Regions from separate parts of the Homo sapiens genome. Here region 2 is linked to region 1. The links are chromatin contacts, found by Hi-C or POLR2A ChIA-PET in ENCODE. All regions are on one chromosome and are shown on one strand. Each heading gives the region's core, a stretch centred on a gene start or an enhancer-like site at or near the end of the contact. The rest is flanking DNA. Distances are from core to core; before and after follow the strand shown. Region 1 overlaps LOC105372649 (a long non-coding RNA gene). Region 2 overlaps KCNB1 (potassium voltage-gated channel subfamily B member 1).

Region 1 (3,967 bases), core at 468-2,967:
AAATGGGACATTTACCTTGGGTACTCCCTTTGGAGTGTGTTGCTGGAACTTGTGCAGGGACTTAGGGAATCTTCTGGGGAAGAGGCCAGCAATGTGTTGGGGATGGAGACGAGGAGCACTCAGTGTTATGTTTTGGAGCCTTGTCCTACACCTGAGGACCTCCAAGTCTATCAGTCAAGGCCCTTTGGGAAATGAGTGAAAGAACTCAACCAGCTCGAGCAAGGATAATTTATTGACTCATGTAAAGAAAATATCCAGGATAAGACTGCCTTCAGGTATGGCTGGATCCAGGGGTTTAAAGGTTGAAGCCACTGCCTCACTTTCTTTTGGCCTTGCTCTCCTCTCTGTTGACTTTGTGCTTAGGTAGGCATCCTGTGGTGGCACTAATGGCTGCCAGCAGCTCTAGGCTTTCTTCCTCCCCATTCTGCATCACAAAGCTGAAGACAGCATCTCACTTCCAATGGTCTCAGTCTCAGCTACAGGTCTGGGGTTGCTGCTTATTGACCAGGCTCATCTCACACCCCTGGTTCATATTCCTGAATCAATGGGTGGGGGGAGGGTGGGGGAATGCACTGTTTTGATTGGCCGGTGCTGGGTCAGGTGCATATCCTTGGAAGTGGAGGCATGGTCAGTCCTACTTGAACCACGTGAACCAAGAAGGAAAACTCGGGACCCTTGTATCAGAAGCAATGGGAATGGATGCTGGGAATGTTTCAGGCCACAGACATCCTCCTCGTGGGTGGCAGAGAAGCCACCATTCATCTCTGTGGCTTTGCTGCCAACTTGCCATGGGACCTTGAGCAAGCCACTTCCCTTCTCTGAGCCTCAGTTTCCTCATCTGAACAGCGATGATCTTTAAGGGCCCATACAGCCCTGAACTTTTGAGGCCAACAGGGTTTGTCTAGCCAACAGCCTGGCATCCTAGCTTGACAGGTCCAAGCTAAGGCTTAGGAATGCATGGCCTTCAGAAACCCTGGGGTCGAACCTGGGGCTGGGCGCCTGGCCTCTTGTTCTTGCCCATCCTGGCAGGGTACAGCCTGTGATGTGGGAGGGAAGGGTTCTGAGGAGGTTTCTTTGCACATCCCCAGCATTCTCCGTCTATAATTGGCTCCAAATGAAATGATCTCATCCCTGAACACTGAGGAAGAAAGGGTGGGGGTGAAGCTGCTCGCTGGCAGCATCTGACATAGTTTATGACTAACCCGCTTCCCTCCCGAGGCAGGGAGAGACGGTCCGCTCTCTCGAAGACAATGTACAATTTTGAAAAAAAAAATAAAAAAGTCTTGGTAAATAGATTGAGGAGGCTCCAGCCTCCTGGGCTTTTGGGAGGCCCAAGGCATTTTTCCCCTCTGCCCAAACCAGGTATCTTTTGCCCATTGCTCACAAGTCAACGTGACCCGTGCTATTACCATTCCCCAAACTTTTCACGTCAAACCCTGGCCGGGAAGGTGGTCAATGTAGCCAGTCCATCAAGCGATTTGTCCCATATGGATTCTCAATTGAGTTTTGTGGCCGGCTGGAGCTTGTTTAAATGCCCATACATTAATTTTGAAAGATGAGCTCCTAATCAACTTTTAAAAAGCTTGTCACAGCACCATCTGTTTGGCGTTTGTCACTATTGCATTACATAAGAGGAAAGACATTTTTAAAGAATGCGGCTACATTTAGTAATTGGATCGCCGGAGAGAAGCCAAACCGGGGCGGATGGCACCGTGATTCAGAAATGCCACGGGCCCTTCTCCGGGGTGTGGCGGCCTCCCCAAATTCCACGCGGTCTTGGCAGAGACCTGAGTGCAGCCCAGCTTGGGAGACAGGCTTGGGGTGGCTTCTTTTCCTCTTGCCTTGGTCTTCCTCTTATTTTTTCCATTTGTTCTCCCTCACCCCTTGCTACCCCAGTATTAGCAGTGACCAAGTGGCTTTACTTCCCTGAGTCCCAATTTCCTCATCTGGAAAATGGGATTCACAAGAGCACCATCTTGTGAGGTTTAAATGCATTAATGCCTACGGTGCCTGGCACGTGGTGAGTGCTTTATAAAGTGTTGCTATTTTATAAAGCTATGTCTGATGCATAGTAGGTGCCAACACATGTTCATTTTCCTTCCTTTTTCCCTTCCCTTTATTTATTTATTTATTTAGAGACAGGGTCTTGCTCTGTTGCCTAGGCTGGAGCACAGTGGTGCAATCTCAGCTCACTGCGGCCTTCACCTCCCAGGTTCAAGCAATTCTCCCACTTCAGCTCCCTGAGTAGCTGGAACTACAGGCATGCACCACCACACCTGACTAATTTTTTGTATTTTTTTTGGTAGAGACGGGGTTTCACCATGTTGGCCAGGCTGGTCTGGAACTCCTGACCTCAAGTGATCCATCAGCCTTGGCTTCCCAAAGTGCTGGGATTACAGGCGTGGGCCACCGTGCCCGGCCCCTTCCTTCCATTTAATTCAACAAGTTCTTAGGAAGTGCCCACGTTTGAGGCAGAGCTGGCATCATGCACATGCACAGCCATTTGCACAGGGCCCCACACTCACAAGAATGCTGAGCTTGGTTTAGCGTTCTGCTGTCGCTGGCTTGACATTCTTAATTTTTGAACAAGGGGCCCTGCATTTTCATTTTGTACTGGACCCCACAAATTATGCAGCTGGTCTCATCTGGAGGTCTAGAATGATGCTATGTCTTATTTGACCGTCTGATATTTAAAATAACAATAGAGTCAACGTTTTAAAATCAGGAGAGTTCACACAACAGTCTGGCTTATTTTAGAAAATTAGAACATCTTGCCACTGTGAGTCTGCATTCCCACACACTGCCACATGGGCTGGAGCTGGAGTCCTCTATACAGGCCACATCCGCCACTGTCCCCACCACTCCTGGAGGCTTTGGACTGAGTCTCTTTGCTCATTTATAGAGCTTCCAGCATGGTAGCTGGGATCATGGGCTTTGCAGCCAGGTATGTGTTCAGCTTTTCTGTTAATCATCACAGTAACCTCTCTCTTAGGGTAGTAAGGATTAAACTAGTTAATATAGGCAAAGCATCTGGAATATGTTGCACTGTTATTGCTACTGTTCTGCTTTATCCTGGTGCAGAAGCTCAGACCCCCAGTCTGAGGGCTGCCCCTCCGGGAGCTGGAAGCTGCGCCTGTGGCAGCTGGCTATGAAAGCGTCTCTTTCTGCTGTCCCACACAGCAGCCGTTGTCAATGTCCACTTTCTCTCCCTCCACCTGCAGCACCAGAGTTCACACCTTGGGCCCGCCCTCCTAGCATTATTTTGAGAAAAGGGCCTTCTGTCCTGTAAATAGGCTGAGTCATCCCTGCCTCAGGGCCTTTGCACACGCTGCACTTGCTTCCTAGAATACTTCTTTTCCCATCGCTTTGCTTGGCCATCTTCTCCTTTTGGTCTAGCTCAAATGGTACTTCCTCAGGGAGGCTTTTCCTGATCGCCTAAGAAAAGTAGCCCTGTTTTCTTTCCCCTGTCATACACATTCGCCTATATTATTTTCTTCCCAGAACTGGTTTGTTGTGTATCTCCCAGAGGACCAGGTCTGCCTTGGTCACTGTGATATCCCTAGCACTTAGGCCATTGCCTGGCACATGGTAGATGTTTGATAATTATTTATTGAATGAATGAAGGAAGGAAGAAAAGAATTCATCAACTCCTCATGACCACCCTGTAAAGCAGGGACAAGAGACCTGAGTCATGGAGAAGAGAAGGGACTCCTCAAGGTCGCACAGCCCAGAAGGGGCAGAAAGGGTGATGAGGACCTAGGTTTTCTGCTTCTACACCCCCTGTCCCCTCAACCCCCCAGGTGGGAAGCAGCAGAGACATTTGGATCTTTGGCTCGACCAGCCACCAAGAACGGGTCAAGTGTGCAGCAAGGCCCAGAGCACAGCGTCTGAGGGTGGTGAGAGCGATTCACCCAGGCAGCCAGGAGGCGAGACTGTTTACAGGGGCTAGCGGCTGTCGCCATGACAA
Region 2 (3,967 bases), core at 650-3,149, 36 kb after region 1:
GGAATAACATCTTGGCAGCACACTTTTTGGTGCTCCTGTGTTGAGCTGAGGAGTGTGGGTCCTGGAGTTGAAATTCTAGCTCTTGCCATTCATTGGTGGAATGGCCTTGGGCATCCAAATGTTCACTGCCTCAGTTTCCTTATTTGTAAAATGAGGACATACTAGTGGTTTTTAAGGGGATGATTTTTACTCCTGGGGGACACTTGGCAATTTTGGCAGAAATTTTTGGTCGTTACAACTGGTGGGAGGGGTGCTCCTGACATCTTGGGGGTGGAGGTCTGGGATGTCACTAAATGCCCTACAATGCACAGGACAGCTCCCACGGCAAAGAATGATCTAGCCTGAAATGCCATCAGTACTGAGATTGAGAAACTCTGGGACATGCCAATAGTCAGCCCCTCACAATTGTGGAGTTGGGGACACAGAGTGGGTCAGAGTGGGCAGCCAGTGGGCTTTGGGCTGAGCCCTACAGGAAGCTGCTCTCGTCTGGTGACTTCTGGCAGGAGGGCGCCTGCACAGGGAGGAATGGGTTCCCTGGGAGTCTGTTCCTTTAAGAGCTGGGCAGTCTTATTTTCCCCCAAAGGCTAGCAGGGGAAGCCTGCTTTGGTTTCTAACCCCCAGACAACTCCAGGGAAGGCCCACATAATTGATGTTCTGGCGACAGATGCATGAATTATGCACCCAGCTATTGTACAGACCTAAAGCAGGCACCCCTTTTGTACTTGAGACTGTGCCCTCCCTCTCCCCTTCCCTCAGCCCAAGGAAGCCTAGGAAACGAGCAAAGCAGGGGGAGGGGCTCCACTGGACTCCAAGGTGGAGGGTGTGGGGGAGTGCCTGCTGCTCAGGGTTGGGTTGGGAGGGTCAGAGCACACCTGCCATCGGTCTGTGTGAATGTGCATCACACAGCGTATGCGGTAATGCAGTGTGGGGGGTCTCCCCTGCCCCACCCCTCCTGACCCCACCTGCAAGAACTTTTTCTTTCCCAGACTCAGTGAGGCCCTTAGAATCAGGGCCACACTTCCTGCCTGGGGAACTTCCCAACGTGATTTAAGCCCTCTGTGCCTCAGTTTCCCTATATGTAAGACAGGGATCATTGCAAGACTGCAATGAAAATTCATTGAACTCAAAATGCCCTTAGCTAGTGGCACAATCACTTTAAACTTTAATTGTATTTATTTCTCCACATTTCTTTACATTTATTTATAGCTGGTTTTGGACTTGAGTTTGAGTCCCAAGGCTATTATTCCCCAGCTGTGTGGCTTTGGACAAGCCACTCCCCCTCTCTGAGCCTCTATTTCCTTTTCTCTGAAATGAAGATGAAGGTAACTGAGTACTCACCTAAAAGCCACTTAATATATAATGTTATTAAATTATTATTCAGGGCCGGGTGTGGTGGCTCACGCCTGTAATCCCAGCACTTTGGGAGGCCGAGGTGGGCAGATCACCTGAGGAGTTCGAAACCAGCCTGGCCAACATGGTGAAACCCATCTCTACTAAATATACACAAATTAGCCGGGTGTGGTGGTGGGTGCCTTTAATCCCAGCTACTTGGGAGGCTGAGGCAGGAGAATCGCTTGAACCCGGGAGGCGGAGGTTGCAGTGAGCCAAGATTGAGCCACTGCACTCCAGCCTGGGCGACAAGAGGGAAACTCTGTCTCAAATAAATAAATTATTATTCAGGTAATTTATGGTCAACCCCATCCCTAACCTCTGTACTGGTTGCTTTTGGAAGCCAGGAGTAGCTGTGTAGACCCCAGTGACTGCCTAAGGCAGCGTGCGTCCTCTAAACAGCTCGTGGACCCAGATGGACTGTGTTGATTTGGTTTCTGGGATAAGCCCCAGGAATGGGGAACTGACTACCACCTGGGAGTCCTCCCAGCCCCAGCTCAGGCCTGGACAGGCCTCTGCTTTTCTGGGATCTGAGCCCAGTTGGGCTTGGCAGAACTCCAGGAACCCGGGGAGCAGAGGCAGGAGCCAGCTCCAGAGACTGGGAGGCTGTCCCCAAATTCCCTGTGAAGAGGTTCTGGATCCTGGAGCCTACCTGTCTGCACCAAATGGGAGAGGGGGCTTTGGTCCTCTGGGGGAAGAGATTGGCAGGTGGGGATCCCCAGGGTGGAATTCAGGAGTGCTGGAGCCAGGCCCTCCTCATCCTAATCGTCGGCTCTGGTGGTTAATCACAGAGAGGCCTACGGACTGTTTATCGTGGCCTCTGCACACTTCCCTGCTGTTCCAGGAATGTGGATGAGGCACAGACTGTCCATGCAGAAAAGGGCTCAAGCTTCCTGCTGGGAAGATGGGGAAACTCAAGCAGAGAACGGAAGTGACTTGCCCACGGTCACACAGCCCATTGCTGTCAACACTGTTCAGTAACACTAGAAGCTTTGGCAAGCTGGAAGCTGCACCTAGTGTTTAGGGCTTGCAAATTGCTCTTCGTAAACATGCAGGTTTATAGCTGCAGTATTCATAATAGCCCCACAGTGGAAACAACCCCAATGTCCGTCAACTGATGAATGGATAAACGAAATGCAGCTATCCATACAATGGAATATTCTTCATCCATAAAAAGGAATGAAGTGCTGATATATGCTACAACACAGACGAACCATGAAAACATTATGATAAGTGAGAGAAGTCAGACACAAAAAGCCACTTATTATATGATTCCATTTATATGAAATGTTCAGATAAAGCAAATCTATAGAGACAGAAAGTAGGTTAGTGGTTGCCAGGGTGGGGGATAGGGATTAACAGTTAATGATCATAAAGGACGTCGTGTTCTAAAAACTGACTTAGGGCAAAGCCTGCACGATTTGGTAAAATTTAATAAAAATTATCAAATTGTATGCTGGAAATGGGTGTGCATTATATGATACATAAAGTAAGCCTCGATAAAGTTATATAAAAAGTTGCTTTCCATAAAGGGCAGCCCATTGCTATTGCTTTTCTTTTCTTTTTTCTTTCTTTCTTTTTTTTTTTTTTTTTTTTTGAGACGGAGTCTTGCTCTGTAGCCGAGGCTGGAGTGCAGTATCGCGATCACGACTCACTGCAACCTCCGCCTCCCGGGTTCAAGCGATTCTTGTGCCTCAGCCTCCTGAGTAGCTGGGATTACAGGCCACCACGTCCAGCTAATTTTTATATTTTTAGTAGAGACAGAGTTTCACCATGTTAGCCAGACTGGTCTTGAACCCCTGACCTCATGTCATCCACCCGCCTTGGCCTCTCAAAGTGTTGGGATTACAGGTGTGAACCACCGCACCGGGCCTTTTTTTTTCTTTTGAGACAGGATCTCACTCTGTTGCCCAGGCTGGGGTGCAGGGATGTGATCTTGGCTCACCGCAGCCTCAACCTCCCTTTTTGTATTTTTTGTAGAGATGGGGTTTTGCCACATTGCCCATGTCAGCCCATTGCTTTCCATCCCCACAACATATGGATAGTTCATAGGAGAGAAGAAGCTGAGCAAGCCACAGAGCTGCTGTAAGCCCTGCAGCGACTCCCCATTCTCCCAGTTAAGTTCCAGTTCCTGTGCCTTTAGTTGGCATGTGCTTATTGAGCACTTCCTAAGTGCTATGCTAGTTGCTGAGGGTGCTGCATGAATAAGGAAGAAAATTTCCTAGCCTCATGGAGCTAGCAGGGAGAGGCAGACCAAAAAAACCCAAAAACGTAAACCAGGAAAGAGGCAAGGTGATGTCAGATAGTGTTAGATGCTGTGAGTTATTGAGAAAAGCAAACCAGGGGGATCGATGCAGAAGCACTAGGGGTGTCCACGGGAGGCAGAGTGGTCAGGGCAGGCCTCTCTTAGGAGGTGTCTCGTTGCTGAGACTTAAAAATAAGAAGTGTGTGTCATTCAAAGATGCGAACATTCTAGGCAGAAGGCACGGCACGTATGAAAGCCTTGGGTGGGAATAAGCCTGGTATATCAAGCAACCCAAAGAAGCTCAGCATGGCTGGGGCTGCATGAGCGAGAGCG

The links. A loop is a pair of places that touch in the nucleus more often than their neighbours do. ChIA-PET counts read pairs that join two places held with the same protein, here RNA polymerase II (POLR2A). Pooled maps may share reads with other maps.
Region 2: a loop to region 1 is called in a map of heart right ventricle, with 2.1 times the contacts of the local background. The contact joins two enhancer-like sites. A Hi-C loop is called at or near these places in 23 of 168 maps with a recorded cell type or tissue (K562, MCF 10A, Right ventricle myocardium inferior and 15 more) and 20 of 50 pooled maps. POLR2A ChIA-PET finds 5 or more read pairs at or near these places in 7 of 52 experiments (AG04449, MCF 10A, Panc1 and 2 more).

What each region holds. Positions count from the first base shown.
Region 1 is chr20:49,344,059-49,348,025 of GRCh38, forward strand. The region is part of intron 2 of LOC105372649 (a long non-coding RNA gene); the gene reads left to right. Among named protein-coding and RNA genes, the nearest start is that of SNORD12, 65 kb to the left of the region's middle. Within about 2 kb of position 1,718, at least 14 of the 41 ENCODE cell types and tissues checked have a DNase peak (open chromatin) inside an H3K27ac peak, as active enhancers do; they include gastrocnemius medialis, heart right ventricle, psoas muscle and 2 more, where a contact is called at or near this core.
Region 2 is chr20:49,379,837-49,383,803 of GRCh38, forward strand. The region is part of intron 1 of KCNB1 (potassium voltage-gated channel subfamily B member 1); the gene reads right to left. All of the region lies in intron 2 of LOC105372649 (a long non-coding RNA gene), which reads left to right. Among named protein-coding and RNA genes, the nearest start is that of KCNB1, 100 kb to the right of the region's middle. Within about 2 kb of position 1,900, at least 15 of the 41 ENCODE cell types and tissues checked have a DNase peak (open chromatin) inside an H3K27ac peak, as active enhancers do; they include gastrocnemius medialis, heart right ventricle, psoas muscle and 2 more, where a contact is called at or near this core.